Linked DNA regions of Mus musculus: all the other regions are linked to region 3. Evidence: chromatin loops called from intact Hi-C (ENCODE). Cell type or tissue: left cerebral cortex. All regions are shown on one strand. Links, peaks and the distances in the headings refer to the core of each region. The heading gives the core; the rest is flanking DNA. Region 1 overlaps Mxi1 (MAX interactor 1, dimerization protein). Region 2 holds the start of Mxi1 (MAX interactor 1, dimerization protein). Region 3 overlaps Add3 (adducin 3 (gamma)). Region 4 overlaps Xpnpep1 (X-prolyl aminopeptidase (aminopeptidase P) 1, soluble). Region 5 overlaps Mxi1 (MAX interactor 1, dimerization protein).

What was found. Hi-C counts contacts between places; a loop is a spot of excess contacts. Peaks named below come from ENCODE experiments on the same cell type or tissue, not always from the same donor. Only the 100,000 strongest peaks of a DNase experiment are listed, where the experiment ranks them.
Region 1: a loop joins it to region 3, with 3 times the contacts of the local background. A loop is called at or near these places in 15 of 42 quality-filtered maps.
Region 2: it touches region 3 in a loop (8-fold over the local background); 25 of 42 quality-filtered maps call a loop at or near these places.
Region 4: a loop joins it to region 3, with 2.8 times the contacts of the local background. A loop is called at or near these places in 3 of 42 quality-filtered maps.
Region 5: it touches region 3 in a loop (7-fold over the local background); 37 of 42 quality-filtered maps call a loop at or near these places.

What each region holds. Positions count from the first base shown.
Region 1 is chr19:53,327,094-53,332,856 of GRCm38, forward strand. Mxi1 (MAX interactor 1, dimerization protein) reads left to right here. Exons shown (of 6, transcript NM_001008542.3): 2 at 4,258-4,390. Among named protein-coding and RNA genes, the nearest start is that of Gm30541, 3.1 kb to the left of the region's middle. In left cerebral cortex, for the core only: a CTCF peak has its summit at 2,553; DNase peaks (open chromatin) are centred at 2,257, 2,480, 2,820 and 3,131; H3K4me3 peaks cover 1,699 bases; H3K27ac peaks cover 1,354 bases.
Region 2 is chr19:53,308,003-53,313,765 of GRCm38, forward strand. Mxi1 (MAX interactor 1, dimerization protein) reads left to right here and starts at 2,504. Exons shown (of 6, transcript NM_001008542.3): 1 at 2,504-2,971. The coding sequence starts at 2,698. It overlaps Gm30541 (a long non-coding RNA gene), which reads right to left. Exons shown (of 3, transcript XR_003952895.1): 2 at 5,070-5,763. In left cerebral cortex, for the core only: a CTCF peak has its summit at 2,457; DNase peaks (open chromatin) are centred at 2,472, 2,968, 3,191, 3,788 and 1 more place; H3K4me3 peaks cover 2,336 bases; H3K27ac peaks cover 2,091 bases.
Region 3 is chr19:53,246,572-53,252,210 of GRCm38, forward strand. Add3 (adducin 3 (gamma)) reads left to right here. Exons shown (of 15, transcript NM_001277100.1): 15 at 1-755. 1700001K23Rik (RIKEN cDNA 1700001K23 gene) reads right to left here. Exons shown (of 3, transcript NR_036590.1): 2 at 2,815-2,960; 3 at 2,165-2,382. Among named protein-coding and RNA genes, the nearest start is that of 1700001K23Rik, 5.8 kb to the right of the region's middle. In left cerebral cortex, for the core only: CTCF peaks have their summits at 1,623 (motif pointing right) and 3,442; a DNase peak (open chromatin) is centred at 1,642.
Region 4 is chr19:53,017,179-53,022,941 of GRCm38, forward strand. All of the region lies in intron 2 of Xpnpep1 (X-prolyl aminopeptidase (aminopeptidase P) 1, soluble), which reads right to left. Among named protein-coding and RNA genes, the nearest start is that of Mir6407, 9.3 kb to the left of the region's middle. In left cerebral cortex, for the core only: a CTCF peak has its summit at 3,180; DNase peaks (open chromatin) are centred at 1,113, 2,905 and 3,149; H3K27ac peaks cover 854 bases.
Region 5 is chr19:53,367,017-53,372,779 of GRCm38, forward strand. It overlaps Mxi1 (MAX interactor 1, dimerization protein), which reads left to right. Exons shown (of 6, transcript NM_001008542.3): 4 at 2,526-2,640; 5 at 3,174-3,345; 6 at 4,557-5,763. The coding sequence ends at 4,720. Among named protein-coding and RNA genes, the nearest start is that of Smndc1, 21 kb to the right of the region's middle. In left cerebral cortex, for the core only: a CTCF peak has its summit at 2,878 (motif pointing left); a DNase peak (open chromatin) is centred at 2,877; H3K27ac peaks cover 607 bases.

The sequences.
Region 1 (5,763 bases), core at 762-4,761, 81 kb after region 3:
AGTGGGTGGGTAGGGGAGTGGGGGTGGGTGGGTATGGGGGACTTTTGGTATAGCATTGGAAATGTAAATGAGCTAAATACCTAATAAAAAATGGAAAAAAAACAATAAAATAACAGGAATCAACAACAACAACAACAACAGCAAAAAAGAAAGTGTCTTACATTCCCAGAGCCCTTGGAATTCGGAATTGAATACTTTTAAGTAGTTCTGCCCATGGTAAAGTGACCTTTTAGACTCATCATCTGTCCTTTCTTCTTCCTGACCCAGAGAGGGTCTCACAGTGCAGCCCTGACTGACCTGGAACTCACTAACTCAGTGTGTAGACCAGGCTGGTCTTGAACTCACAGAGGTCTGTCTGTCTGACTCCAGAGAGTGCTGGAATGAAAGGCTTGCACCAACACACCGGGCTCTTGACCTCCTAGGTTTTATTTTCAGCTATAACAGGTGTTCTGAGTGAAGGTTTTTTGTTTTTGTTTTCTGGGACAGGATCTTTCAATGTAATCCTGGCTGTCCTGGAACTCACCATAGAGACCAAAACTCATAGAAAACTGCCTATATGTGCCTCCTGAGTGCTGGCAGCCACCACACTTGGCAGAGTGAATGATAGAAAAGTGGGGAAAAGTGAAGAGACCAAACTTCTTTCTACCTCTATCTAGTAACGTCCTTTGCTGGGATGGCGGTGGTTGTTACCAGTACATAATGGGAAAACCCATATGGCCTAGCCAACAGCTAAAAAGCCTAGAAAAGTCCCCCACCCCTACTGTGGCCTGTGAATACTTACTTCTTCTTTTGGGTCTCCCTGAATTTGACGAACATCCATTTCTTAAATGTTGTGCCAACTGCAGTATTTAAAAGGGCTGGCAGAATTTCGTAGCCTGTGACCTCACTGGAGATAACTTCATTCGCCAATAACATGACCACAGGAAGGGGACATTGTCTCCTCACCAAGAGCTCTGTCACTTTGGACATCCCCCAGCAGATCAACAGGATCAGAGTGAGGCAGACTGTGGCTACTTTCCACAGCTCCCAGTTTGCTCCCTGGACAGGCAGCGCCTCCAGCCATCTTGTGTTTGCTTTCCCCCAGAAAGTTCTCAGCCAGCGGTGCTTTTGTGCCCCAGGGGATGTGTGGCAATATCTGGAGGTATTTTGGTTGTCATGCCCCAGGGTGGTGGTGCGAGACTGGCATCTAGTGGGTGGGGGGTAGGGGCGCTGCTGAGCATCCAACAATGTACAGGACAGAACCATCGGGTCCAAAGCATCGCTAGTGCCAAGGTTAAGACATCCGTTTGAAGCGGGGCATAGGAAGAGGGTGGTGACTGAGGGCAGTAAGTGGCTGCTTTTTAGTGTGCTTCCTGCTAGTTACTGTCCCTGATGTCAGTTACACTTCAGGAGAGGAGCCTGGGAGGAGCAACCCTCAGCGATGAGATTATTTCAGTTAGACTTCACAATAAAGCTTACTGAATATGTGTTTCCTGGGAACAAGTCTGGTTCAGTGCCTGGCACGTGTCTGGCCTTACCATGATGCATACGTGGAAGAGATAAATCCATCTTATATAGGAGGGGAAAAGAAGCTTGGAGTCCACATAGCCAGAGCTCCGGTTTGAACTGAAGTCAGTATGAATCCAGAACAAAATCTTTATGTCCTTTCCTTGTATCGTTAGAACAGGTTTTCAGTCTAAAAACACTAATGGTATAGTGGGGGAAGAATCAGTTCAAAAAGAAGAAGGGACTAGAAAAACCTTTTGTCAGTGTCAAGACTGAGGGAAAGAAGGACCGAATGGATGTACTCTCTGGCTCTCATTAAGTGATCTCATGTTTTTGAACAGCGATTTTATTTATTTATTTATTTATTTATTTATTTATTTATTTATTTATTTGCTTCTGTGGCCCTGCCCTTTGTAGTTGTTACTTTCTCCGATTTTATTTATTTATTTATTTATTTATTTACTTCTGTGGCCCTGCCCTTTGTAGTTGTTACTTTCTCCTCTTTTAGAGGGTGAGAGAACCGAGGCATTGAAGTTCCACAAGAAAGCAATAGAGAGAGGACTTTAGGCCCTGAGCGTCATTTAAGAAATGAGTGTCCTTGGGAGCAGACCCAAGTCTTTTCCTCAGAAGCAAAGTCATGTAAATTTTTAGTCTCCCCATCCTTGGAACCAGGAAAGGAAAGCCAAGGAAAGACTACATCTCCCGGAGGCCATCGCGGAGTCCACCATGCGCAGGCGTACTGAGGCGGCCCATGTCCCTCGGCACCCGACGTGCACTGGCGGGGGGGTGGGGGGGCGGGACTACATTTCCCAGGGGGCAGCGGAAGGGGCGGGCGGGGCGGGTCTTGCCGCTGCTCCGGTCCCTCCCCCGTGCTCGCGCGGAGAAGTAAACAAACCGCGCGCGGGCTGCAGGCGGCGCGGCGGGCGCGGCGGGCACGGCTAGGGCGGCGGAGAGCGCGCCGAGCCGGGGCCGAGCTGGCCCGCCCGCCCGCCGCACATGTCCGGAGTCGTCGTGGGACTGTAGCCGTCTGTGGCGCCTCCTGTCGGCCGGGGGCGGGAGCGCGGAGCCCATGGAGCGGGTGCGGATGATCAACGTGCAGCGCCTGCTGGAGGCCGCGGAGTTTTTGGAGCGCAGGGAGCGAGGTAACGGCTGGACGCCGTCGCTTCGACCGCCGCCTCGGGCTCCGCGCGTGGAGAGCGGCGTGACTGGCGCGGCTGGCGAGGGGAGGTGCGCGCGTGTGGTGTTGGAAGTGCGTGCACCGGTGAGGGTGAAGCGCGTCCCCGCGCGCGGCAAGAGGAGCACGCGCGCGCGTGGGGAGAAATGTGCGTGCGTGTGGGGTGCACGCGCGTGGAAGTCCGCGCGCGGTTGGAGAGGTGGGTGCGTCGGGACGGTGGGGGTTCTTGCTCAGGAGTGCAGGTGAGTTCCGGAGAGGAGGCGAGCAAGAAGCTCGCGAGCGAGGGCAGGCGTGTGTGTGAGTGTGTGCGCGCGTGTGTGTGCGTGCGTGTGTGTGTGCATGCATGAGGTGTGGGCGAGAGCTTAGGCAGAGGAGAGGGGGCCTTAGGGGAGGACCCGTGCGTGGCTCTGGGCTGCAAGGGAAGGACTCTCGAGTCGCGCAGGGGCGGCTGCTAAGCGGACCGGAGGAGAGGGCGGAGGGCGCTGGACCAAGAGCTCTTGCAACTTGAGACTGCACTGGAGACTGAAGGGGGTGGGCGCTGGGGAGGTGTGGGTGCAGGAGGCGGAGCCTGTGCGAGCCGGGGGAGGAGTAGGGTGGGAGTGATGCCCGCCGAAGAGCTGCGGGAGGGGCACAGTGCTATTGTGAGCGTCCGAAGTGCAGTGAGATGGGATTGCCTTGGAGGTGGAGGTGGAGGTGGAGGTGGGTGGAGGAATAGGGAGACTGAGGAAGGTATTGGAGCGTGAAGAGCCTAAATGTTTCTGTCAGGAGAGAGGAGGTCCTTCCCGAGAAGTTGTGATCGGAAGAGTTGGGGCACGCAAAAGTGTGGAGGCTACAGAGGCACCGAAGAGGTGACTGTAGTTAAACCAAGGGTTTTCTGTTTGTTTTGGTTGGTTGGTTTTGGTTTTCGGTACAAGGTTTCTCTGTGTAGTCTTGACTGTCCGAAACTTAGGACAGTCTGTAGACTAGGCTGGATTCGAACTCAGAGATTGACTGCCTCTGCCTCGGAGTGCAGGGATCAAAGGCGTGCACCACCACCACCACCTGGCTGGCTTGGTTTGTTTTGTTTTTAAGGCACGTGAAATCTTTTGGAGTGAATGGGTGGGGGTAACTGGTGTTTCTTCTGGCTTCCCAGAAAGCATGCATACATCTGGTGCACATATATACTTCTGAACACTTATGTACATGTAAGAAAAAAATGAGCCTTAAAGAATTCTTGGAGGAAAGGGATTTGGAGAGGAAGGAGAAATTTGCTTTAGAAGACTTTCAATATACTCTCTTGGCAGTGGGCTGGGTCTGGGGTATGTCACCAGATTAATGTTCAGACAGTGAATGGATTTTTTTTCCCCTTAGGGTAGGGTCTTGCCACACGTAACTCAGGCTGGCCCTGGACTTGGGATCTCATCTCAGCCTCCTGGGTGCTGGGATTAAAGGGATGGCTAAACAGCAGGATTTTATCTTCTAACCAGAGCTTAGGCACATTTTACCTTTTCTACTTTGAGGAAAAAAAAAGTGTCAGGACAAGAACTTTGGATCTGTGGGTCTGTGCATTTGGGTATGTATATTCTTCTTAAACCTTTTTCTTCTCTTACGGTTTTTAGAGTGTGAACATGGCTACGCCTCATCGTTCCCCTCCATGCCGAGCCCCCGGCTACAGCACTCGAAGCCCCCACGGAGGTTGAGCCGGGCACAGAAACACAGCAGTGGAAGCAGCAACACCAGCACTGCCAACAGGTAGGGAGAGGATGGCGGCGGTGGGGGTGGGGAGGTGGGCATTAGGGAGCAGGAATGGAGGGGCTCAGACTCTGGGCTAATCCTATACATCTGCATCTGTTTTCTCTCTAATGCCAACACCAGAGCACACCGCCCTGGCTCTGTATGCAGAAGGGGATGATATAATCCCACAGAGGAGATTGAAATCACAGTGTCCCTATCCCTAGAGGAGTGTGAGTGGGGACTTGGTGGCCTGCACCCATGCTCGCAGCCACAGGCTGAGAGGGACCTTGGGTTTTCATTTCTCTCCCCAAGTTTACGGCAGTCTGAGAAGAATTTTTTAAAAATTAGAAATGGCCCCAGCAAGATATAAGAGAAACAAGGGCTTTGTTAAAGAAATAAAAATACCTAAGTATGTTAATGGGCCTGGCCCGTTTGTTAAGGAGGAGGGGGAAGGACCATGCTGTAGAAGAACATTTGAGTCTTACTTAATGGAAAGTGATTGGTACGGAGGTTTTAGAGCAGAAAATAAAGAAGACTCCTATCCTCCCAGGGTGCATCGCTTTCCCAGAACCTGCGTGTTCAGAGGCGCTGAGACGTAACCGACTTCCGCTTCTGGAAGAGTCTGGCTGACTCTGGCTGACTCTTCAGTATTCTGGTTCTAGAAAGCCAGTAAATGCCAAGGATTTGTGTCAGTATGCAGTTTTCAAGAAGCCTTTCTCCAGAGAAGCATATTTTCCCATTGATAAGGGGAAGTTAAAGGAGACCTTTCTGTCTCATCCTGTGAACATCGTCTAGAGAATGGGAACAGAATGATTCACTCGGCTGGGATTGGGCGCTCCAGCCGGGTGGCTCGGGCTTAGGCGGTTGAGGACACAATATTGCCCAAGCTCTCCCTGCAGGAAACGTTAGGCTCCTGTAGATAACAGTTGCAAGTCACGGGTTCAGATCTTTCCACGCTTCCTCTTGACGTCCCCGAGACAAACTCAGTTCATTTTCTCGCCTTTATTTGGGCCTTTAGAGCTGCGTGCTTTCTCAAGATAGTTTGGTATTTTTTTAAACTTCAATTCTTAAATTATAAAAATAGCCTTTAGTCTAATATGCTGTATTTATTGGTGAGTCTAGATGATCTTTTGTGGTATGTATTTAAGCACATATATACACACACACACACACATATACATAATGGTATACACTTAAAAACATATTTGCTTATCTGTATTTTTTCTGGTTCTTTTGTTAGGAATTAAGATGTATTCGAGACCTTGTCTTTTAATCCACATGTAGATTTGTCTTAGTTACCTTTCTGTTCCTTTGACAAACACCAGGCTACTTACAGAAGGAAGAGTGTATTGGGAGCCTCCTGACTGTTTCAGAGGGGGAGTCTGTGACGG
Region 2 (5,763 bases), core at 531-4,530, 62 kb after region 3:
ATATTGCTTGTTCCTGTCATAGAAGCCGGTTAGTACATATTTAAGTCTTCCCCCTCCCCTCCCCCAAGTGTGTGTATGTGCAGTACACATGCATTTGTGATATAGACACACGCCATGCTTGTTTTGTGTGTATGTGTGTGTGTATGTGTGTGTGTGTGTGTTTGTTGTTGGTTTGTTTGTTTTGAGCGTTTAAAGACAGGGTTTCTCTTGTGTAGCCCTAATTGTCCTGGAATTCGCTCTGTAGACCAGGCTGGCCTTAAACTCAGAGATCTGTTGCCTTTGCCTACCAAGTGCTGGGACTAAAGTTGTGTGCCACCACCACCTGGCAACATATGCATTACTTGTGCTATGGCACACTTGTGTGAGAAATCTCTCCCCTTCCATTGTGTGGACTCCAAGGGCGGAAGTTAGGTCATCAGGCTTGGCTGCAAGTGACTCTACCTGCTGAACCATGTCACCTGAGCATATATCTTTTTAAAAGATTTATTTCATTTTATGTATATGTTGAATGTGTAGTTGAATGTATATGTGTCCACCATATGTGTGCCAGTGCCTATGGAGGCAGTGTTGGATCCCTTGAAACTGAAGTTACATGAGTTGTCTGATGAGGATGCTAAGCTGAACGTGGGCCTTTTGCAAGAACAGCAAGTGCTCTGAGCTGCTGGGCTATCTCTCTAGCCCATGGCCTATATTTTTAATTTATTTATGAACTTTTAAAAATCTATTTGGGTGTTTTGCCTGCATGCATGTCTGTCTTTACACCACATGTGCCTAGTGTCTGCAGAGGTTAGAAAGGGGTGTCTGGTCCCCTGGAACTTCAGTTACAGACGGTTGTGAGCTGGGAATTGAAGCTGGGTCCTCTGGAAGAACAACCAGTGCCCTTAGCCTCTGAGCTACCTCTTCCCCTATTTATGTTTAAACGTGTGCATGTGTTCCTGGGATGAACTCAGGGCTTTGTGCACGCTGGGCAGGTAAGCTGCCCTACCACTCTGTTATATTCACAGCCTAGTTTTATAATATTTTTGAAAGCACACAAAGGCCTTCTTGCAGGTCTATGTGTGTGTGGGGGGGGGAGTGGGGGGTATACACATGAGCTGTAAATGTTAAAGAGCATTTTGCAAAGAAAATATTCTTTGTTAACAAAGTTTCCATTTTCAGTCTTTGTGACAAAAGTATAGGGAAGTGTCTCTGGGCTGGTGAGGACAGGGGGCAGCACAAGTCCAGGTCCCCTTACGAGGTCAGTCTGGGTAGATTCCTTTTAGAACTGTTTTCCAGTGAAGTGCAGAAAAGTCTTGTTTACCTCATTCATTCTGACTTAGATTCAAGTTACAGCAGCAAAGGGGACCTAGGTTCCAACTGAGAAAGTTCTCACAGAGGGGCTGCCATTGTAGCCCAGTGTGAGAACACTTGCCCAGCAGGCACAAAGCTTTGATCTTCAGGAACAAAACAAAACAAAAATTCTTAGTATGTGCCCAAGATGTTCTAGGTGTAGTTTTGACTTAGTTCACGAAAGCATCTTCTCAGAGGTTTCAGGGATGTGCAAATTTTGACCAGGAAGGGTTAGAGGATTTGATTTGTTCAGTCTGCTTGAGTAGGCCGAGAACTCCAAGCCTTCTTTACCAGGCTATCCAGGTGTCTCCCACACTCTGGTCAGGCAGGCCTGGTGGCTCCCAGTGGCAGCAGTGAAACTGTTGGAGGGAGTAGGGGATAAAGACTCCAGGTGTGGGAGTGGGGAGTGAGGGAAGGAGGGAAGAAGAGGTTCCTAGGTTGCCACTTCTATCTAGGGGGCACTCTGTCAAGTGAAAGGGCAGGCAGTTGTAGTGACGCCCTGCTGTGAGCTTTGCACAGCTGGACTGAGTGAGTGTGGAGAGATGCTCACATCTCCTCCCGCTTCCTGGAAAATAACTTTGCATTTGAAGGGTTGCAAAGGAGTCGGTAAATCTGAACCCGGACAGGGTAGCCTGGAGACTTCCTCTGCTTGTGTGAAGGTACACACAGGTGTGTGTGTGTGTGTGTGTGTGTGTGTGTTCGAGCGTGTGAGGGGTCATGTGTAAAATGTTTGTGTTGGGAGGAGTTTCTAGTTACATGTGATGTTTCTATTCTTCCCGTCAGAATTGGGCTTTTATTGTTTGATTTTGAAATAAGGTCTTTTTTATTTTTTTAAAAAATGCCTAGCAGCTATCATTTATTGGGGACCTCCTATGTGCCAGGCATTGTGCTGAATTTATTTTTCTGTAAAGAAAAATTGTTTTTATCCAGGTCCACCTAGAGACATCCGAGGGTTTTTTTTTTTTTTTTTCCCATTCTTATTAAAGCACAGTGCTGTCTACGCAGCTAGGATTTGCGGAGAGGCGGGGAAGGGTGCTGGATAGGCAGGGGGCGGGCCCTGCCTCCCTAGCCGCCACCATTTATTTTGACCGGTCAGATGGCATCGGGCTCGCACTAGGACCCAGGCGCCACAGCGCCTCCGTCCGTCCTGTAGGTTCATTCAATCTCCCATACACACAGACCCACACAGCGAGAGCGACACACACTCACACTCACAACCGCACGCAGCGAGGCTCGGGAAGTCAGTCAGGCCGGCTCCTTGCCCCGGTGCCTCGGTGACTCCAGCAGGCCGGGTCTCCCAGAGGCCCTGCAGCTCGGCCGGCCGCGCAGCCCCGGACAAGGAGCAGCTCCGCGGACCCCCGTGCCTCCATGGGCAAACGCGGGCGGCCGCGCAAGGAGGCGCGCTGCGAGGGCGCGGGGCTGGTCCCCGTCGCGCCCCCGGCCATGCCCCCGGCCGCGGCCGCGCCCCAGCCCCCGGCGCAGCCGGAGGAGCCGGCGGGGGCCAAGCCCCGGTGCCCCTTCTCGGACATTTTCAACACCAGCGAGAACTCGATGGAGAAGCACATCAACACTTTTCTGCAGAACGTGCAGATTCTGCTCGAGGCAGCCAGCTACCTGGAGCAGATCGAGAAAGAAAACAAAAGTAAGTTTGGGGGCCCCGACTGCTCGCCTGCGTCCAGCTCTTTCTTTCTCACCCCCTTGTGCGACCCCTGTCGCTTACTCGGTTCGCCGCCGCCCCCCCGCAACAAACACACACACACACACACACACACACACACACACACACACACACACGTACCCTCGGCAGTAAAGCCGATGACACCGGAGAAAGGACACGCACGCACGCACAAAGCTGCTAAAGATGTAACAAAGACAGCGAAGGGGAGAGGGAGCCTGTCGGTGCCTTGGTCTGTCGGTCTCCAGCAGGCCCGGAGGACGGCCTGGCCGAGGAGTGGGGGAGTGTTGTTGTTTGCTGACAACTGGGCTGAGAGGCTGCGAGCTCGTCTCTCCGAGGTCGCCTTTCTTCCCTTTTTTTTTTTTTTTTCCTCCTTTTTCTTTCCGGAGCCTACTCCGGCAGACAAGTGTTTTGGTTTGGCTTATGGTTTTGGTTTTTTTTTTTTTGTTTTGTTTTGTTTTTATTTTTTTGTTTTGTTTTGTTTCTGTTTTTGTCGCTCGTTCCAGGGTTGGGTGGGGATGAGAAGCTGAAAGTTGGAAACCGTTTGCAGAGCTCAGGGCTTCCAGAAAGAAAACACAGACACACATTACAACAATAACAACCGCCACCACCGAACAGCTCTCCGCGCCGTGGACTCCGGCTCTTCTTCCTGCCTACTTCGTTTCTCCTTCCTTCCACAGCAGGACTAGGCTCAGGCCATCGTGTCCACAGACACAGTTCCCCTGTGCCTCCTTGCCTCTGGGATGCCACGGCCTCTGGTCCCCTCAAAGAAACAGGCCAGAGGAACCAGGCAGCGCCGGCAGCCCTCCCTGGACCTGCGGTCCTGCGCGCGCTGGGGTAGGGAGGGGGGGACTTGGCGAGGGGGACGTGGCTAAAAGCAAACTTTAGGATTCCGCAGAAACAATAGTTGGGGGAAAAGGTGTGGGCGGTTGTGTCCATTTTCTTTATTTTCAGAGACGCACAGGACGAGCAAGGCAAACGCCTTACAGGGTTCCGTCCACCCCCACCCCCCCCGCACTCCCCCCCAGGTGGAGACCGATGCTAGGAACCCCACCCGGGCCTGGGCTTCCTCTCTGTATTTGTTTCATTTTTGTCCCTGCCCATTGGAACCCCCAGCTCTCGCCAGGCATTCGACTCAGCAGCACCCTAACGGGGGCAAGCGTGTGCTGCGTCTCCAGCACCATCAGAATAATAGCTGTGAGAAGGAAGATCGGGCCAAGGGAGAGAAAGACTCACGGAGAAGAGAAAAACGAGATGTGTAATCTGTCAGAACAAGTAGGAGATCAATGGGAGAGAGACCCGATTGCAACGTGTCAGGTCTTGCAAGACCCCCCCCCCCAACACACACACACACACACACACACACACACACACACACACACACACACGCCAGCCCTCAAAACACAAAAACACCTTCCCCAAATACACCCGGGCCTTTAGGGTTAAAGTAACCGAGTATCGCCAGCGCAATTTGTGGGGACGGGGTAGGACCAAAACAAGGATTTCTGTTGGGAGGTCTGTGGTGCGATCTTTTCTTTCTCTGTCGCCTCTTTGCTCCGAGTGCCTGCCTGGCTTGCCAGAGGCACATCGCCGTCAGGCTGTGTAGCCGAGTCGCTGAGCGATTATTCACCCGGGTGTGTGTGTGTGTGTGTGTGTGGAGGGGGTGCACTCGTCTGGAGAATAGTTTCTGAAAAGCCCAGCTAGTAGGGAGCTGGGTGAAGAGGTGGTTTTGTTTGGTGTGTTTGCTTTTGTTGCAGGGGGAGGGGCGCGATTTCTGTAGTCGTCCCCCTCCCGGATCCCCTCTGTCGCTGGAGTCTGTCCCGTGGCGCCGACTCCGACCCGGGGGGGGGGGTGCACCCAAAGAGGGCACCTTGGCAATATTCAGCGAACCTCATCCCCCACCCCCACCCCCGCAACGAGGAATATTAAGGAGGTAGCCAGAGATTCCCTAGCCTCTCGTGTTTCCCCCCCCACACACACACACTTCATACCCGCAGACAATCGGAGACCTACCCCCCACATACCCCCCCCCCCGCGCCCTGGCCGCCTCCACCTCCTTGTTTACCCCGTGTCGGGGCTCCGGCGTGGCCACTAGTCACGTAAGCAGAGAGCCGGGCGCGCCCGGCTGGGCTGCCCCGCGCGGGGCGGGCCCGTGGTGGCCGAGCCAAGGTTCCAGAGGCCGGTGCAGTTAAGGGGCTTCCTCTCGGACCCTCTCCCTGGGTGTCCTCTCTGCAAGACGGCCGGCCATGGAGAGGGGCTCGAGAGCCTCTGCACCCCAGTCAAAGTCAACTTCATGTGCGTAATCAGCCCCTCGGCCCGCAGCCCCCCTCCTCCGACCGGCTCCCCGCGGGAGTATTTTTAGCACTCTCGCGTCTTTTCGCCGCTGCTGTTTGGCTCGAAATGACGTGATGCCAACAGCCCCCAGATTTCCCCGAGAGCGTGGGGCGCTGCGCCGTGCCTGGCTCGGCTGCAGCGATTCGGCTGCAGGCCCTCGCTCCCTCCGCGACAGCTCACGCAGGCGAGGGTGACCCTCCCGCAAACTCCAGGAGACCACTCGTCGGACCCCCAGATTGTCCACCCTTGCTAACAGAAGCGGCTCACTCTGGCCACTTTATTCGCCCCCCACGCTCTTCCTCCCTCGAGCGGACTGGGTCCCCCCAGTACGGCAAACGCCGGGCCCTACATCTGTCTTGCTTTATTGGGGGCGCTTCTCCGCGCAGCGGGCGCTCGCCGTTGTTTTCTGCTCGCTGCACACAATG
Region 3 (5,639 bases), core at 1-4,000:
AAATGGATGACCCCAATACTCCACGAGTGGAAGTAAAGCGCCCTGCGGGTGACTTGGCACGCAAACGTGACGTGACGTTGGCCGCAGTGCTCTCTGGGCTGGCTCTGTCTGACCCTGTGATTGATGCTGGTCCTCTTAGACCTCACTAACTACTGGAGCCTGTTAATCTCGTAGTGGAAACTTTGAGTTGCTGAATTGTGCATCTGAGGATTGTTTTATGTCCTACATCATCTGTGTTGTGCTACAACGTGTGGAGACACAGTTACCTGTGAACTCTCCTTTTCCATAACTTTTAAAGAATATATATATCTAAATGAATGCAATGTGCATAAATATTTTTTAAACACAACAGTAAACTATTGCACCTTTCGCTAACGCTTCTCTTTACTTGCTTTGACATAATGAATGAGCCAGTGAACTCAGTGTCCTGTGGAAAATGTATAAAAGTTATCTGATATTGCTCTTAGATGTTATGCTAATTAATGTTAAATCACAATAAACGGTATTTTAAATATATGCATTTGGTATAATGGGGTTTCCATTCAGGAGTGGTTTCCTAGGTTAGACTTTGTGATCTGCCAAACTTTAATGTGGAACAGTGAAGTGATAAAATTGTCCTCTGAGCTAAGGAGTCTTGATAAGCTTGTTTTCAATTTAGTTAAAAGTTCATATATATATGTGGGCTTAGTGGCACATGTCTTTAATCCCAGTACCCTGGAAGCAGAGGCAGGTGGAACTCTGTGAGTTCCAGAACAGCCAAGGCTACAATAGTAAACTGTGTCTTAAAATACTTTTATATTCCTATATGCATCATGAGTTACATGTATATGCATGCGTTGTGTGTGTATAACTCTTTTGTCTTAGTTAGGTATGGTGGCCTAAGGATGCTGATGGAATGGAAGATATAAGTTGTGTACTAAGATCAGACACTAAATCCCACAGACAACAGTGTAGGGAAAGAGCAGAAGAGAGAGAGCTCACACGTCTCTCTCCGTTAAGGTTTGATTTTTTTTTCATTCCCCTCTAGTTCCTGACATTTGTATTCCCTGTATATCAGCCATCATAACATGAATATCATTTGTGTCCTGGTTTTTCCTACTTAAAAGAATGCACCCTAGAGACACCTGTAGTCTCAGCACTAGGAGGTGGAGGCATGGAGGCTTAGGAGCTTAGGCCCCAGCTCTGTGAGGCCCCAGCCCTGTGAGGCCCCAGCTCTGAGAGAACCACACCCTCAGAGGTTTTCAACCAGGTCCCTCACATGAATAATTTATTTTGATTTTTTTTCTACTTTGTCCTAGAAAATGAGTGCAAGAGGAAGACGTAATAATAACTGGAGTGTGTAGTTGATCAGAGCTTTACTATGATCACCTATTACAAAAACAAAGGACTTGAGAGATGAGGTTGATAGTCTTGGGCATAATGACTTGTTTTCTCAGCTTGTAAATAGCTCAGTGGTGAAAAACAGTATTTCAGACCAAAAGCCTGCTTTCCAAAAGCAGCCCAGACCATTACCCGTGTTCTCATCTGCGTGTAGCTTAGCTTAACTATTTTTTAAACTCAGATACTAAGCTTGTATGCAAATGATCTTGGCCGGACTGACATTTTACAAAGCAGTTTTCTTTGTGGCCACTAGGGGGTGTGACTAACCTAACAATCCCGCGTCCAGTTCTTGTACTTTTCCTTAGACCCTAGAGACCATGTTTGTTGTGAGGAACTTGGGAGGACGATTCTTTTGTTGCTTATTCTCACGAGCCTGTTCCTCGGCTGTGTCGTTTTAGCAGTTCCTAGTTCACCAGGACAGTATCACCCACAGCACTTGTGGTGCCTCTGGAGTTACCTAGATGGTAGCAAGAACAAGAGATGCCCACAGGCTCGTGCTGTGACAACGTAATCTTCCTTCTTTTCCCCAAGGAAGTGCTTGATAATGCCTGTCCCTTTTATGACTCTTTACACCAAAGACCATGGTATGCATAATCTTTGCATCCCTTTGTAGATGATAAAACCCAGGTTTGTAGAAGAAACACCGGAAGTCCTGCGTTTTGACCATGGATTCAGAGACCCAGAATTTGCCGTGCTTTGTGCTTCCCTTCATGTGGCTCCAGTTAGATGTTTTGTTTTGTTCTGTTCTATTTTGTTTTTAGAAAAAAAGCCAAGTCCAGCCACATTGAACTGACAGCTAAGTTTATTTAGATAAAACACTGGCTTTTGATATGAAAGACATTTTCTTCCTCCATGTCACATCAGAATGAAGAATCTGTGGAAGTAGAGATGTGCCCTGGTGGTGTCTGCCTGGAGCATCAGCTCTTGGATCTTCACGCCAGCAGAGCAAGATGCCTGTATCCGCTGCAGAGGCGCTCTGGGCCCAGGAACACCCCTGTCCTTCTGGGGGAATCAGAGGAGACATTCAAAGGCAGTTTTAAAACCTGCAGACTTGGCTTGGTCTAGACATAAATGTAGATTTCACGGTGAAGGGAGATACTTACTAAAGTGAATATTGAGGTGACCTTTCCTAGGGAGAATATCTAATCACATGCTGCAGTGGGGAAAGGTTACATTTGGACGGGTTGTTAGTAGAAGAAAGTGGTAAACTTGGTTGTCAAAGGAGTTCGTTGCAGGAAACGGCTGTAAGGAGGCAGTCCTGAGTCCACAGTTAGTGGAGGGAATTGCCTTTAATTATTATTTTAATTCTCGACTTGGAACAGGGTGAGTGTGCATCGGTAGATGCAGTCTGAAGTTGAGGAGAGTTTACAGATACCTGATTACGACTGTGGGCCTTAGAGCCAGTTCTCGGTTCTTCAGAGAGATTGGACTTACCTGAAAGAACACAAAGGGCGCCAAGTCAGGATCCAAGCAGGGGTCTTCCACATTTGTGCCGCTTGCTTTCCTACCATAATGTGAGCTCCCTTGGGACCCAAGGCACATAACTCGGGACTGGATAAACGCTGATGTCTCTGCAAACACTGGAAATAGGAATGGTTGGGTACAGAGCATGAACTGCAAAACCAAGCTGGAGTGTGATTTATCACTCACTGTGTTCTCAACATTTACGCTAACTGGGGGCTGAAGAGGTGGCTCTGTGGTTTGGAGCACCAGAGGCCTGGGTTCCATGGTTTCAGCTACAACTCTAGGAGACCAGTGCCCTCTTACGGACCTCCAAGGCTCCAGGCAATGTGGTGCACAGACATACATTCAGGCAAAACATTCATCTACATAAAAAATAAAATTTTAAAACCTAGTAAAAAAGGGAAACTTGAACATGATTTAAAGCATTAGATTCTCCTTGAATTGTTTAAATATTCAGTATTCTCTCCAGCTAACCATGGCGCTGTTGTCTTTCCATGGGGAGCTTAAAGTCACTTCCGATTTAAATTACAAATGCACATTTTGATATTCCTAGTGCCTAGCAGGAAGAGACAGACAGACAAGAGAGATCTAGTCTGCAGTTCTTTTTGAGACCTGTAGAGTTTCTGTTGGGAAGGCTTGACACAGAGCCTATGCTGAAGGCTATTGAAATTATCCAGTTTTTGCTTCTAGGTTTTACTGTTACACACTTTAGGGTTTTGCCCTTCTCTACAGCCAACCTTGAGCTTGATTCTGAGGGCCTGGAAATCCCTTGTTTTCAGTCTCCTGTGAAGCCTGCCATTAGGCAAGTCTCCTGCTGCGTGTCTTGCCTCAAAGGAAGTAGTATGGGTTTGCTCATTGAATTGGGGTGTGCACTGAAGGGGGTTGAGTTTCTGAGAAATTCTAAGATTTTTTTTTTTAATGTGATTTTGAAATGGCAACTGAGGGTCAACAGATTGTATGACAAGCATTATCAAGTGACAGGATGTATGGACACTGCTTTGCTTCATTGTTAGACCCGGCTCCTCAGAAAGCCAGTAAGCCCAGCTTGGTGTGCCCATCTGTAATTTCATTTCAGCACTCAGAAGACTGAGGCAAAAAGGACCCGAAAATTAAGTCCAGTCTGAGAGGGGGCCACACTGGATATGTATGTAGCTCAGTGATAGGGCCTGTACCTAGAATGTGCACTGCCCAACACTGCAGAAAAGTTCCTACATTGTAGGAAACTGAGGTTAGGGGTGGGAGCCCATGCCACTTCCCCTTGCTGATACTGGGACCCCATCCGGCTCTAACCTGTGCAGGCTTTACACACTGGCTCAGTCTCTGTCGGTCCATCTGTGCATCAGTCCTGTTGGCTTTGGACATTTTTGTCTTATTGGTCTCTCTTGCTTGCTATTTTGATTTCTGGTTTTCTTGGTGTGTGTGTGTTGTTTTTTGCTTGTTTTTGTTTTGTTTTTGAAGAGAGAGGAAGAACAAAGTTGGGTTGGTAAGAAGGGAGGGAGGGTCCTGAAGAAATTGGAAGAGAAAAAAAAGCCATAATCTAAATATATTGTGTGACAAAATTTATTTTCAATTAAAAAAAAAAAAAGGTTAGCAGTGCAGCCCAGCCCTGGAGTCCAGGTAGTGCTAGGGCCTCTCCAGGGATTGCCGGCCAGGCCGCCACCCTCAGAAGGAGGGACCCTCTCTTTACAGACAGCATCCAAAGCAACCCCTCCCTTGAGCTGTCACTGCCAAGGCCCCCACCAAGCTGGGGTCAAGGAAGTACTGCGCTGTCACTGGCCTGTTCCTGTTGGGTAATGCTAAGGGGTGGAGTGCAGTGGGGACTGGCGTGACAGTCATTGACTCCAGAGTCGATGGCCTCCGTTTTATGACAGACATGTAGATACAGCCAACTTGTTGCCGGCACAGGCAAAACTTCCAAAGTCATTTACTGGACTAACAAGGTCAGACATTCCTTCCTACCTGCTTGCTATTGAAAGTGTTGGCTTCAGGTGTTTTAATTGAAAGAAAGCCCATTTGAGGAAAAGAAACCCAAGGATGTATCCCAAATATAACTTCCTGATCTCAAGGGGAAAGGGCGGGGTCGGGCTCCTTTGCTCTGGCTTTCTCTGCTTTTTAGGTTTCTCTACTTAGTTTAAAATATATACATTGTGAGACCGTATCCCATCATTTTTTAATTAAAAAATGCATATTTGTATGTGTGTGCGCACACTCAAATGTGCACGTGCGCGCACACACACACACACATAAAGTATGATAGGGGCTTTGTTTAAAATGTTTCTTAAATAACTTAGGATTGAGTCTTGGGATTGTGTACATAAAAGTATTTTGGCTGCGTCTGACCTTTAGGTTACTATTGAGCAAGAGAGTATATGCACATAGACTTGCTAAAGAGCAAGCATGGCTCAACTAACTGCAGAGCTGGGCAGACTGGGTGGGGCAATTCTGGAATTGTTCCCACTCACTGAGCAGGTCAGGTATGAGGCTGGCCTGAGGTGAAAGAGCCACTCACAAGTTCAGGCCAACAAGTGAGATCTGGAACCTCAGAGGGCAACCACAGCAGCATCTGGTAAAGTGCTCTGTGTTAGGGATGCGCTAGTCCCTGTCACCGTCTTCACAAGAGCACAGGGGCTGCAGCAGCAGGAGCCAAAGGAAGCTTCAGGAACAGCACTTTCTTGCTTTTCTGCAGGCTGATATCAGAATCAAGGAAGGACCTCGGGCCTAAGGGACCGGGGTGCACCTAGAAGTTAAGACAGGAACTCAGACTTAAGTAAAATGGCCCATGAGAACCCTGTACC
Region 4 (5,763 bases), core at 778-4,777, 230 kb before region 3:
AGCTGGGTCTCCAATGTGGCCCCATTACTCTCCAGGAAGCTGAGGGGTTGGGGGGCGGGGGCGGGGGGGGGGGGACAGGAGACCACAGGATTCGTCCAGTCCCGACCACAAAGGCAGGGGACAGATTTCTCCAGCAGATGATCATGTCTAGCCTGGGACCCAGACAAAGCCTGGGGCAAGAACCAGACATGACCTAAGTGGTCAACAAGCCAGAAAGACACGGCTCGCGGGGGCTGGCAGCATCATTACCTCCACAGTGACGAGCGCTGAGTCCTGGCCCGTGCTCTTGAAGTCATGAGGCTGGCAACACCCAGGGACATGCTTTCCAGAGCAGGCTAAGGAGAGTCACAGAGAAGCAGGCACAGCTGCTGGCTTTACCTCCAACATTTCCCATTCTCTGCATTTCTCATAAAAGGATTCGGGCCGAGCCTCATCATTTCCACCTGCCCACAGTCCCGAATTCTCACTTCACACACACTGACAGGGGGAGTTTCAAACACACACATAGCCCTAATATCTCCTTCAAACTCTCATCGGCCTGTCATGTTTAAGATCAAAGGCAAATCCTGGCCCAGTCCCCAAGTTACCACCTGATCAGGCCCTGTCGTCTCCTCTGGATAAAGTATGGCCCAGAGTCCACAACCTTCATTAATAACACAATTTATAATCCAAGCCTGTAACCAGGTCTGACACCCAGCCGACTAGCTGGGCTCACCTTGCTCATCTGGGAAATAGGGAGAAGATGATACCCACACTTAATAACTGGGTGTGAGCTGGTGCGCAGCCCTAGACAGAAGCAGCATTTGTTCCTCTGCATTAGGCAGTGAGCCAGACTCGGGGAACCTAATCAGGCCTCTCAGAGTAGGCAACCTGGCCAGCCACAGGGGCCAGGCATCCCGAGAAGCATGAGCTACAGCCACACAGGTATGCCAGATATGCAGTACGAAGCTCGCTCTAGCCTCGAGGTCGCTTAGATCTGCCTTTAAAGCCATCGGGCCACACTCAGGGGTTTAACCTGGGCCACCATGGGCAGATGAGGAGCAGGAGGACTAGCCAGGAAAAGGGGAAGGTTAGAGAAGGCCGGAGGCAAGACACAAGATCTGGGCTGCCAGCCAATGGGGCCTGACAACAGAGGTGGCAGCAGAGAATTCTGGGAACCAGTCAGGGGCCCAAACATCACCCTGAGAGGCCTGCACTCTGCCCTACAAGTTCTAGAGAACTCTGAGGTTGAGGATGCGGGTAAGTAACTCGTGCTGAGATCTGAGAGCTGTCACATGGCCACATACACTTGCAACAGGACAAGGACAGCAAACGCCACCACAAGACGAAACTTTGAATCAGAGTCCACTCTGGGGGCCCTTGATCCCCGCCCTGACACTCAGCTCCTGTAGGGCAGGCACCTGGACCATGCCTCACACACATTCGGTTCTCCACAAAACTAAGCCCCCATGGCTGGAGATCTGTGTTAGGAGAGTTCCGCATGCAGACAGTGGACAGAGACATCAGCTCCTTCCTTACAGCCAGACACCGGTCAACGCCCAGGCACCTCTCCTCTCCTAAACGGAGCAGCGTCAACAAGCGTAAGCAAAGTGTGACAAACGCCACAGTGTAGCCAGGCCACTGGACATTTCCCAGGTCCCATAGGTAGGTCATGTGATGGGAAGGAATGGCTGGGTCAAGATTTAAATGGAAGAATATTCTCCAGCCGGGCGTGGTGGCGCACGCCTTTAATCCTAGCACTTGGGAGGCAGAGGCAGGCGGATGGATTTCTGAGTTCGAGGCCGGCCTGGTCTACAAAGTGAGTTCCAGGACAGCAACACTATATATACAGAGAAATCCTGTCTCGAAAAAAAAAATCTCTCAGTAATTCCTCCCTTTGCTAGAAAGGTAGCAGTGTTGACAAAGGAGCCCAGGTCAAGTCCCTCATCAACAGGAACTCTCTACTACATGACCTCAGACCTAAGACCTCACAGAAGCAGGCCCGAGGCTTTACGACGCACTGCCATCACAGGTGTTGGCTCTAATGAACCAGTGGATAAAATCACCTCTCTGCCCCAGGATTAAATTTAAGAAACAAGGGCTGGCAAGATGGCTCAGCAGGTAAGAGTACTGACTGCTCTTCTGTAGGTCCTGAGTTCAAATCTCAGCAACCACACGAAGGCTCACAACCATCTGTACAGCTATAGTGCACTCACACACATAAAATAAATAAATAAATCTTTAAAAAAATAAAATAGCTTTTAAAAAATAAGGTTTAAGAAACAAAACAGGAGGCCGATTTGAGGAGGTATGATTTTTCAGGAGAAAAAAATACAGTTTAGGAAAATCTGATTCGTGACTTCCAGAAAGAGAACCACATACCCCGCCAAAGCCTCATATTAACAAATTCGCTTCGACAGAATGTGACCCTTTGTCTAGGCCAAGTCAAAGAACAGGGCCTTTCAGATAAGAAGAAAGATAGGATTTCTGAAAGAAAGCCCTGGCCCCATCCAGTGGCTGTCCTGGCTTGAAGCTGCGGATGCCCAGGGATCCCGGAATCTGCCTGAGACAGCACAGGAAAGCATTTACCGATCACCTCTGTAAAGGCTCCTGGGGCCTTGTTCTGGGATTAGAGAGAACCAGAGAGGCTGACCACTCAAGTGCCAGGTCCTTGCATAACCCTGCACTTGGGGCTCGTCTGGTTCATCTCCACTAGGGAACAGTGTGGGTGTATTTGTATTTTGGAAAGTACACAAAGGACAGAATTCAAGATTCCCCTTCATAACGCCCGCCCTCCGTTCTCCACGCCTAGGAGGAATTCCACCAACCTTGAATCAGGCTGAAATGTAACAGTCAGGAGTCGCAGAGAACAGAGCCTTTCTATTGCTGAGGAGGCCGCTGAGCAGGTCACACACAAAGCAGCCCTTCCTCCCTGTCCCCAGAGGCCTGGCAAGGACACAGAGCCCCACTTAATGGAGTTACCCCAACAATGCAGTGCCTCTCCACAGGAACTGAAAGAGGAAATGCACTTCTGCTGGTGCAGTCCTCATCACCCCTGGACCACACCCGCTGAGTCTTCTCTGCCTGCACAGTTCACACTTAGGGCACCGATGCTCAATTTCAGAACCTCTCACCCAGATTCGGGGATCCCCTGGTTTCTCTGTTCTCCCTCCTCCGATCCACACTCAAGAGCGCCCCTACTGGTCATACTGCCTTCTTGTTCCTGCTAACCAGACCTCATCTCAGCCAGACAGGGTGGGACACTGCAATCCTGGCTGGCAGGATTGCCCATTCAGAGTTATCCTCCACTATGATACCAAGTTTGGGCTGTAAGAGAGTCTCAAAAACTCCTGACTATGGGGGTCAAGGTCACCGGCAGGAAAGAATGACAGGTGGATGGCCTTGACTAATGTGCCCAAGGTGTGCTTTCTATGTCTCTGTCTCTCTTTACCCAGTATTCTCCAAATTCTAACTGCCCATAGTCCAACTAACTGCACTTCCTTGATCCTGCTGTCTTAGAAATCTCTCAGCTAGGAATACATTCCACACTCATACAGACCGATGCTGTAAATGACGAGAGCTTCACCACAGGTGGTCCTGAGCACTTGAAAAGTAGTTTATTATTATGTTACTTTATTCTTTTTTTTTTTTTTCAGTTTTTCGAAAAAGGGGTTTCTCTGTATAGCCCTGGCTGTCCTGGAACTAATGGTGTAGACCAGGCTGGCCTCGAACTCAGAAATCCGCCTGCTTCTGCCTCCCAAGTGCTGGGATTAAAGGCGTGCGCCACCACTGCCTGGCTTTATGTTACTTTCTTACTAGCCTGAAACTGTATTTCATTTTATCTCATTTTAATCACTTGCAATGTAGTTCTAAAACAGATACCCAAGATTCAGTTAGTAGAAGCCTTTCAGGTATGCTTAGGACAGCATGGGTATGTGAGACTACTTTGTCAACTATAACTTCTTTTTAAAAGATTTTACTTATTTTATGTATATGAGTACACTGTAAGCTGTCTTCAGACACACTGGAAGAAGGTATCGGATTCCATTACGGATGGTCGTGAGCCACCATGTGGTTGCTGGGATTTGAACTTAGGACCTCTGGAAGAGCAGTCGGTGCTCTTAACTGCTGAGCCATCTCTCTCCAGCCCTGTCAACTATAAATTTAATGAAAGGTAAATACAGATTAAATGCTCGAAACCATATTCGGACTGAGGTGTTTTATAAATAGAAACTACCATATATGAATGCTTCCTATAAAAAGTAACCTATACTCTTTATACTGATATGTGAAAATGATCATTTCTTCTGATACCCTGGTGTGACTAATTTATTAAGTATTTTACTATCTTACAACATGGCTGCACACACCTCACAAGTTCCTCCTGGATGGCGCTGGCTGGCCCTTCCCTGACACATGTGCAGGCCTTTATGTGTCGTCACATCTCTGTCGTGGCTTGTCTAGTTTTTTACTCTAAGGGGCCTCTCGTTCGCTCCTATAAAGGTGGCAGTAACAATAACAGCAACCCACACAGCGACACCCAGGGGGCAGAACCTGCCTTCAGCATTTGCTGACAGCAGCCCTGTGACTCAACCACGTAAGCTGAGACTCAGAATCTAACAACCATGCAGCTGGCTACACAGGCAAGTGTGGCATCCGGGCCTTTGACCCGAGGCCGTCCCCTGGGCCCACATGAGAGCTACCTGCCTCTGCATCTGTCCAGTATCAGCCCCTAAGTAGGCAGGCAGACACAGAGAACACACAAAGCTTGGCTTCCCCCCAGTGTCGCTCTGCACATGCGGTGCCAGGCACATGGCGCTGTGCACATGCACTGCCATGTCGTGCATTCCCTGGCCTCAAAAAAATAAAAAATAAAGGAATGTCAGTATATGTAAATTGTTGAAGTCTAGACAGCAACTTCTGCAGCTAGTGACTAGCCTGAGCAAGCCTGATTTATTGTTTTTAGGATGCTGCTAAGTAACGCATTTTCCTGGGGTTCCGGCTTCAGCTTCCTTATTGAGGGAAAAAACCTTCAACAGTGATATCCCAGGATCATTAGAGATGAAGCCCTGTCCTTTGGCCAGCCTTCTTATCATTCCTGAAGGGTTTATCAGGCCACACCTAAAGCATTTAAAATTCAATGGGACACAGATTTTCCCTTTGTGATAAAGAGAATAAAAGCAGCGCAGAACAGCACACCCAGGACTAAGAACATCAAGATAAACTTGGCTCGGCTTAGCTACGAGAATGTTCTCTACCCATAAACATACAGATAGTACAGAGTGTAGCGCAACACTGGGCTAATGGAACAGAAACCCAAAGGCACAGACACACAGCTGCACACAGTCTGAGTCAGGCATGTCGATTTCACTGGGGGTACAGAGAGGCTCAAATCTTTCTGCATAAGGCTGCCTTTGGATGTAAAGGTTCACAGATAAAGTGAGATGTTAGGTAGCGAGAGGACAAGGACGGGGAGGTGAGCAAGTGCAAAAAGGAAAGAGAAGGGGGTCATCTGGGGAGAGCGGGGACCCTGATCACTCGTGCCTGTCAGCTCCTGTCCTGTGCAGCCTAGAGGAAGGACACTGTGTTAGGCAAAGCAACGGTCCCACATGACAAAAACGCGGTTCTGGCCACATGAGGCATCTGAAGTGCTCAGGCTCTTGGAACCCAAAGTATAATGGTGATTTGTAGGAGCAGAGAGGAGGGGAAACGAAGGGCCTCTCAATAGGTGGAGTTTTCATCTATTTGGCGGGATGAAACTGTCCTGAAACTTGTTGTGTAACA
Region 5 (5,763 bases), core at 798-4,797, 120 kb after region 3:
TACCTGGAAAATCCTTGCTTCTTCATAGACAGATTCTAGATCCTTGAATTTCCAAAACCAAGTTTCAGTTGCTTTTAAAGGTCTACCGCCTCCTCTGGCTGACTGTTCCTGCACCCGGATTGCTTGCTTGGTATGCGAGTGACTCCTCCAGTGTCGCCAAGTGAGACACTCTGGAGTAGGGACTCTAAACCCTTCAAAATTTTGAATTTCTTTTTTAAATCTATTATTTATTTTTTGCTTTCCCCAACCAAAGAAATGCCTGAAGAAATAGTTTGAGTACACAAAAGAAGCATGGTAAATACACAACTGAATAATTTTAAAAAGAGGAGAGACGTTAATCTTACCGTTTCCTATTTCCCCCTTTAAATTTTGATGTGCTGGGACTAACACAGGACCTTGCCAGTTAAGCGCTTACTACTGAGTTACATCCTTGGGTTTGCTATTTCAGTGAAGGTTTTTTTAGCAAGACAAAACAGGTGTGACTTAGCCTTTTTAGTCAGTAGAAAACTAGTTTTAAAACCTAAAATGTTGCCAGGTGTGGTGGCGCATGCCTTTAATCCCAGCACTCGGGAGGCAGAGGCGAGTGGATTTCTAAGTTCAAGGCCAGCCTGGTCTACAAAGTGAGTTCCCGGACAGCCAGGGCTACACAGAGAAACTCTGTCTCGAAAAAAAGGAAAAAAAAAACCTAAAATGTTAAAAGATAATTTGCTGCACGGACAAACTTTTGGAATTGAGCAGTTTGAACAAAATCGGCAGAAGTGTTCCTCTGACATACTTCCTTCATTTTTCTGGTTGCTTTCTTTTGTAGAAGGCTGAATTCAGAGCAGAGCCTCTAATTAATAAGAAAATGGCCAGCATGTGTGTCACCCTCGAGCCGTGTCTTATGGAGCGCAGTTAGGCAGAAACCACAGTGTAGAATCCTACTGTAGAATCCGAAGGCGCCTTCACATGGTGCGTGGTTTTAATGGTGATTCTGGTCTGCTTAGCAAGAGGAGCCTGCTCGTGTGCAGCTCCTCAGCGGAGAGATTTAGGTAGGTAGCAGAGCAGAGCAGCCTTTAACTTGTTAAATACAGAGAAATCGAAGCAGTCTTTTATCTGCATTAAGTTGCAGAGTCAAGTGCTAGACTTGAGATGGCAGATTCGGTAAAAGGACTAGAAATTCGCTTCTGATTGTTTGATGATTGTGGCTGGGCCTGCCTTTATTGGCCAAACCTCTGACCTCACTGCCCTCAATCACCCTTGCTTGTCAGTGACACAGGTGACCACTTACACCTTTCCCGCCCCTCTCTCAACTCCTGCACTGGAAATTGTCACTTGACATCACTGTTGTGTATTAAAACTCAAAGTCCCCTTTGAGAGGAAAGTGGGGGGCTTGCGTTATCCCTGATACAGCTGAGACTGTTGTAGAAGTTCAGTTACAGCCCCAAAGGAGTCCACGTGCTGCACGCAGCTGAACTGTCTTGTTTTAAGATTTATATATATGTATATGTATATGAGTACATTGTAGCTGTCTGCAGACACACCAGAAGAAGACATCAGATCCCATCACAGATGGCTGTGAGCCACCATGTGGTTGCTGGGAGTTGAACTCAGGACCTCTGGAAGAGCAGTCAGTGCTCTGAGCACTGAGCCATCTCTACAGCCCCCTGCTGAACTGTTAGCGCTTGGTAAAGAACAGACTCAAAGGTGGAGAGCAGCAGAGTTTGGCACCTCCCATTATGTACATGGTCATAGTTGGAGACCACAAGTGTACAAGGCTCTCCTGGAGCATTTCCAGGAGAAATTCCCTCTGACTTTCCCAGAGAATGGTCTGTCGGAGAATTCGGGACTTTAAGCAAGTAATTCTGTCACCTGTGTTCCTTGTGGGGAAAACAGGGTAGCTCATGAGGGCGGAAGGGAAAGGAATGAGCAGCAGCCCGCTCACAACACAGGTGTGAAACCCACCACCGCAGGCACAGTTTTGTCGTCCATGTTGCGCTGGACATGAAATTGACGTTTTATAAAGGACTGAAAAAATGTTTGAAGATCAGGAAGTGTTCACGTCCTTCTGCCTCTACATAAACAACATCCAGCCCTCTGGGATGGCTGCGGTTACTGAACAGTGTGGGTGCGTGCCTGTGCGTGTGTGTGTGTGTGTGTCTGTGTGTGTCTGTAAAATTAAAAGGTGGAAGGAGGTGGAAACCTTAGTGCGTTTTATAGCTCCTTGAGGTACCGTAGCTGAAACCGGTACTCCAGCCTGTGCTCTCAGGCATTGGGAAACCAAGCTCGATTGCTTTAGTAACAGCACAGCACGGAGCTTATGGAGCGGCCTAGACAATTCGCTGTCTGACAGAGTTCATGGGGGCTGATAATCTAAAGTGACTTCTGTCTGCAGGGCAGAGTGGTGGGGCGGGAGGTCGGCGCCACTACCGTGCAGGTACTTTAAAAAGTTGGGAGTGAAATATGGCTGTTGGCTAATAGCTCAAAGTTGCTGTGTGTGTCTAGTGGCTCTCCAGGCTGTGCTGATTGGCTGATATCTTTCTTAGACGAGCTCACCTGCGCCTGTGTTTAGAACGCTTGAAAGTTCTGATCCCGCTGGGCCCAGACTGCACCAGGCACACAACACTCGGTTTGCTCAACAAAGCCAAAGCACACATCAAGGTGAGAATCTTTCTTTCCATATTTGCACTGATTCCTGTGTGTGTCGTGTACAGCTCACTAGACCGTCCTCTTCTTCACTAACTGCCCTCCAGAGAAACGGCTGTAAAATCTCACCAGCGATCCAGTGGGGCAGCATGATGCGAATAAATGAAAAAAATTTACAGCGTGGCCATCTAGACCTGAGAATGCTGGGGAAGGTCTTTCCGATACCCTGAAGGAAGGCAGCTGCGCCCTCTGGCGGAGATGCTGTTATTTGGCTTTATCTCTCAGTAATTTTCCACTGAATACCACATTGCAGGAGGTTTCTCTTTGTGGAACTTACCTCACAGACTTTTATAGTTCACTTCATTTGTTCAAGTAACATAGCATCCATACAGGAAAAAGACCACTGTTTTTATGTTTAAAACGCAAGTGTTTCTCAGTATTTATATATGCAAGGGTACATACATACCCACATATGTGTATTTGTGGCAGGAATTAGTTTTACTGTACTAGACTGGACTACAGGTGTGAATAAAACATCTTCATTTTAGAAACTTGAAGAAGCGGAGAGGAAGAGCCAGCACCAGCTAGAGAACTTGGAACGAGAACAGAGGTTTTTAAAGCGGCGACTGGAACAGCTGCAGGGGCCTCAGGAGATGGAGCGGATACGAATGGACAGCATTGGATCAACCATCTCTTCAGATCGCTCGGATTCAGAGCGAGGTAGGCAGCTTCTCTTTCTAAGGAAGTCCTGAGTCTCCGAGACGGGTGGGGGCGGGGAGACTGTAGACACTGCATCGGCTCTCACTAACCAATGTAGTACTGTCGTCTAGCTTCTGTTGTTTTGGTGCTAGAGAGCAAACCCAGCGAGTAGCATGTGCTAGGTTAGGAAGAGTGAGCCCAGCCGCACTCCCAGCCCCCAGCTTGGGCTTTGTGCACCCTAACATTCTCTGGCAGTGCCTTTGTGAACCACAATTTTTTTTCATATATGTATATACATTCTTTCTATTTTGAAATAAATTTTAGACTTAGAAAAAGTTCTGTTTAAAATATGCCAAGTTCTTGGGGGCTGGAGAGAGGGCTCAGCAGTTTAGAGCACTGACCGCTCTTCCAGAGGTCCTGCCTGAGTTCAATTCCCAATTCCCAGCGACCACATGGTGGCTCAACAACCATCTGTAATGGGATCTAGTGTCTCTTCTGGTGTGTCTGCAGACAGCCACAGTGCACAGTATACTCATATACATAAGTAAACAGATCTCAAAGGAAAGAAGGAAGGAGGGAGGGAGGAGAGAGAGAGAAAGGAAGGAAGGAAGGAAGCAAGGAAGAAAGAAAGAGAGAAAGAAAATGCAGAATTCTTACCATGAGAGAGGGACATGGCTTGAAGCTATATTTCATGCAAGAAAATCAAAAGCAAACCCCTTAAACCTACTTTATGATTAGCTTATTTTAGTTACTATTCAGAATTTGTTGATGAATCCATAGAAATCCATAGATCCACCTATGATCTATGATAGAGAGTTGACACCACCAAAAAATTCGGATGCCTAAACATAAATTTTCTATCTTTAATTTTATTTCTCCATGACCCCAACCTCTTTAAAGCAACCCTGATTAATAAACAGAGCTGTGAATTAGTTTTTGGTTTAATGTAAAACAGATGTTGTTAAACCACTTGGGTTGGGATCTTTTAATATTAAGTACTAATTCCCAAACAGGCCAAGCGCTTTTAGTGGGAGGTCTAGACGGACTGGCGTCAAAAGGGTTTTAGTAAACTTGCTGCCTAAATTAAGACCACCACTGTATACCAGATTGCTCTTTGCAGGAGAGTCCCTGATAGAGCACGGATAACCTTGCTGGATAACCTCTCTAACTTCTGAAAGTGCACATGCAGATTATTAATGCCCCCCTTTGTTTTCTCTTTCTTCCTCCCGCAGAGGAGATTGAAGTGGATGTGGAAAGCACAGAGTTCTCCCATGGAGAAGCAGACAGTGTCAGTACCACCAGCATCAGTGACCTTGACGACCACAGCAGCCTGCAGAGTGTCGGGAGTGACGAGGGTTATTCCAGTGCCAGTGTCAAACTCTCCTTCGCGTCCTAGGACCCAGCATGGCCTAACAGTGCAGGGCGGAGCGCTCACTGGGCCGAGTCAACACCGGCTCTCAAATTGGGTTCATGATGCAGTCTCCTCTTTAAAACTAAAAACTATACTTGAACAAAACGGTCAGAAGACCTGTATTTAAGCAAATACTTAACGAAAAGTGGGGTAGAGCCTCCCTGGTAGAACAAATATTCCTATATTTGGAAAGAGTACAGTTTCTAACGGCAGCAGAAACCATGCGCGTGATTATCTTGAGTTGACCAGGTTGACTTGAGAGACAATGGAGACTTCACTCTCCTGTTGCAGTTTGCTCACTCTGTGGTGGTGAGCAGACATTTAAGGATAGGGTTATGAACCCTTCCCGAGCTTCTTGGCCCTAGAAACAAAATCACACTTAGAGTAAGGAAAAGGCAGGATAATCAGGCATTAATCTCAGATAGCTGAAGAGCTATTAAAACTCAGCCTCTGTTTATCATGAAGCCTGTGGATGATCAGTTCTTTTAAACAAAATGAATTTTTAAAAAGCTCATATCGTGCTCTACAAAAGGAGAGACTCCATGAAGCCTTTTGAAAGAGGCCCTGACGCAGCCCGGCTTTCTGTTGGATTCCATGCTAAGCCAGCTAACCTTACCTGCATTGTTAGCTCTAGAGCAGCCGACCACCCGCTCGCCACCCTTCGGCCACGTAGGGGCAGCCCATGCATGACGGCCTGAATCACAGGAGGAAAAGCTCTGTGTGCCTCGGTGTCTGCGCGGAGCTGAGGAGGTGCGCACGCAGTATAGCAGCCAAGGTCTGAGCCACCGCAGCATTTTTATTTGAGATTTTGATAACTGTTTGTATGTGTTGAAAACCAAAATGACATCTTTTTAAAGCTTGTCCATAAGTAAAAACATAGATGTCTTTTATAGTGGAATAAACCACGTGGGGAAATCATCTATTTTGATGCAGCATTTGATAATGATAAACACCTCACGCCTCACTCTTCACAGTGCGCAGGACAGACAGACGGACGAGGTCTGGGCTGGGTAGACGGAGGTCAATGC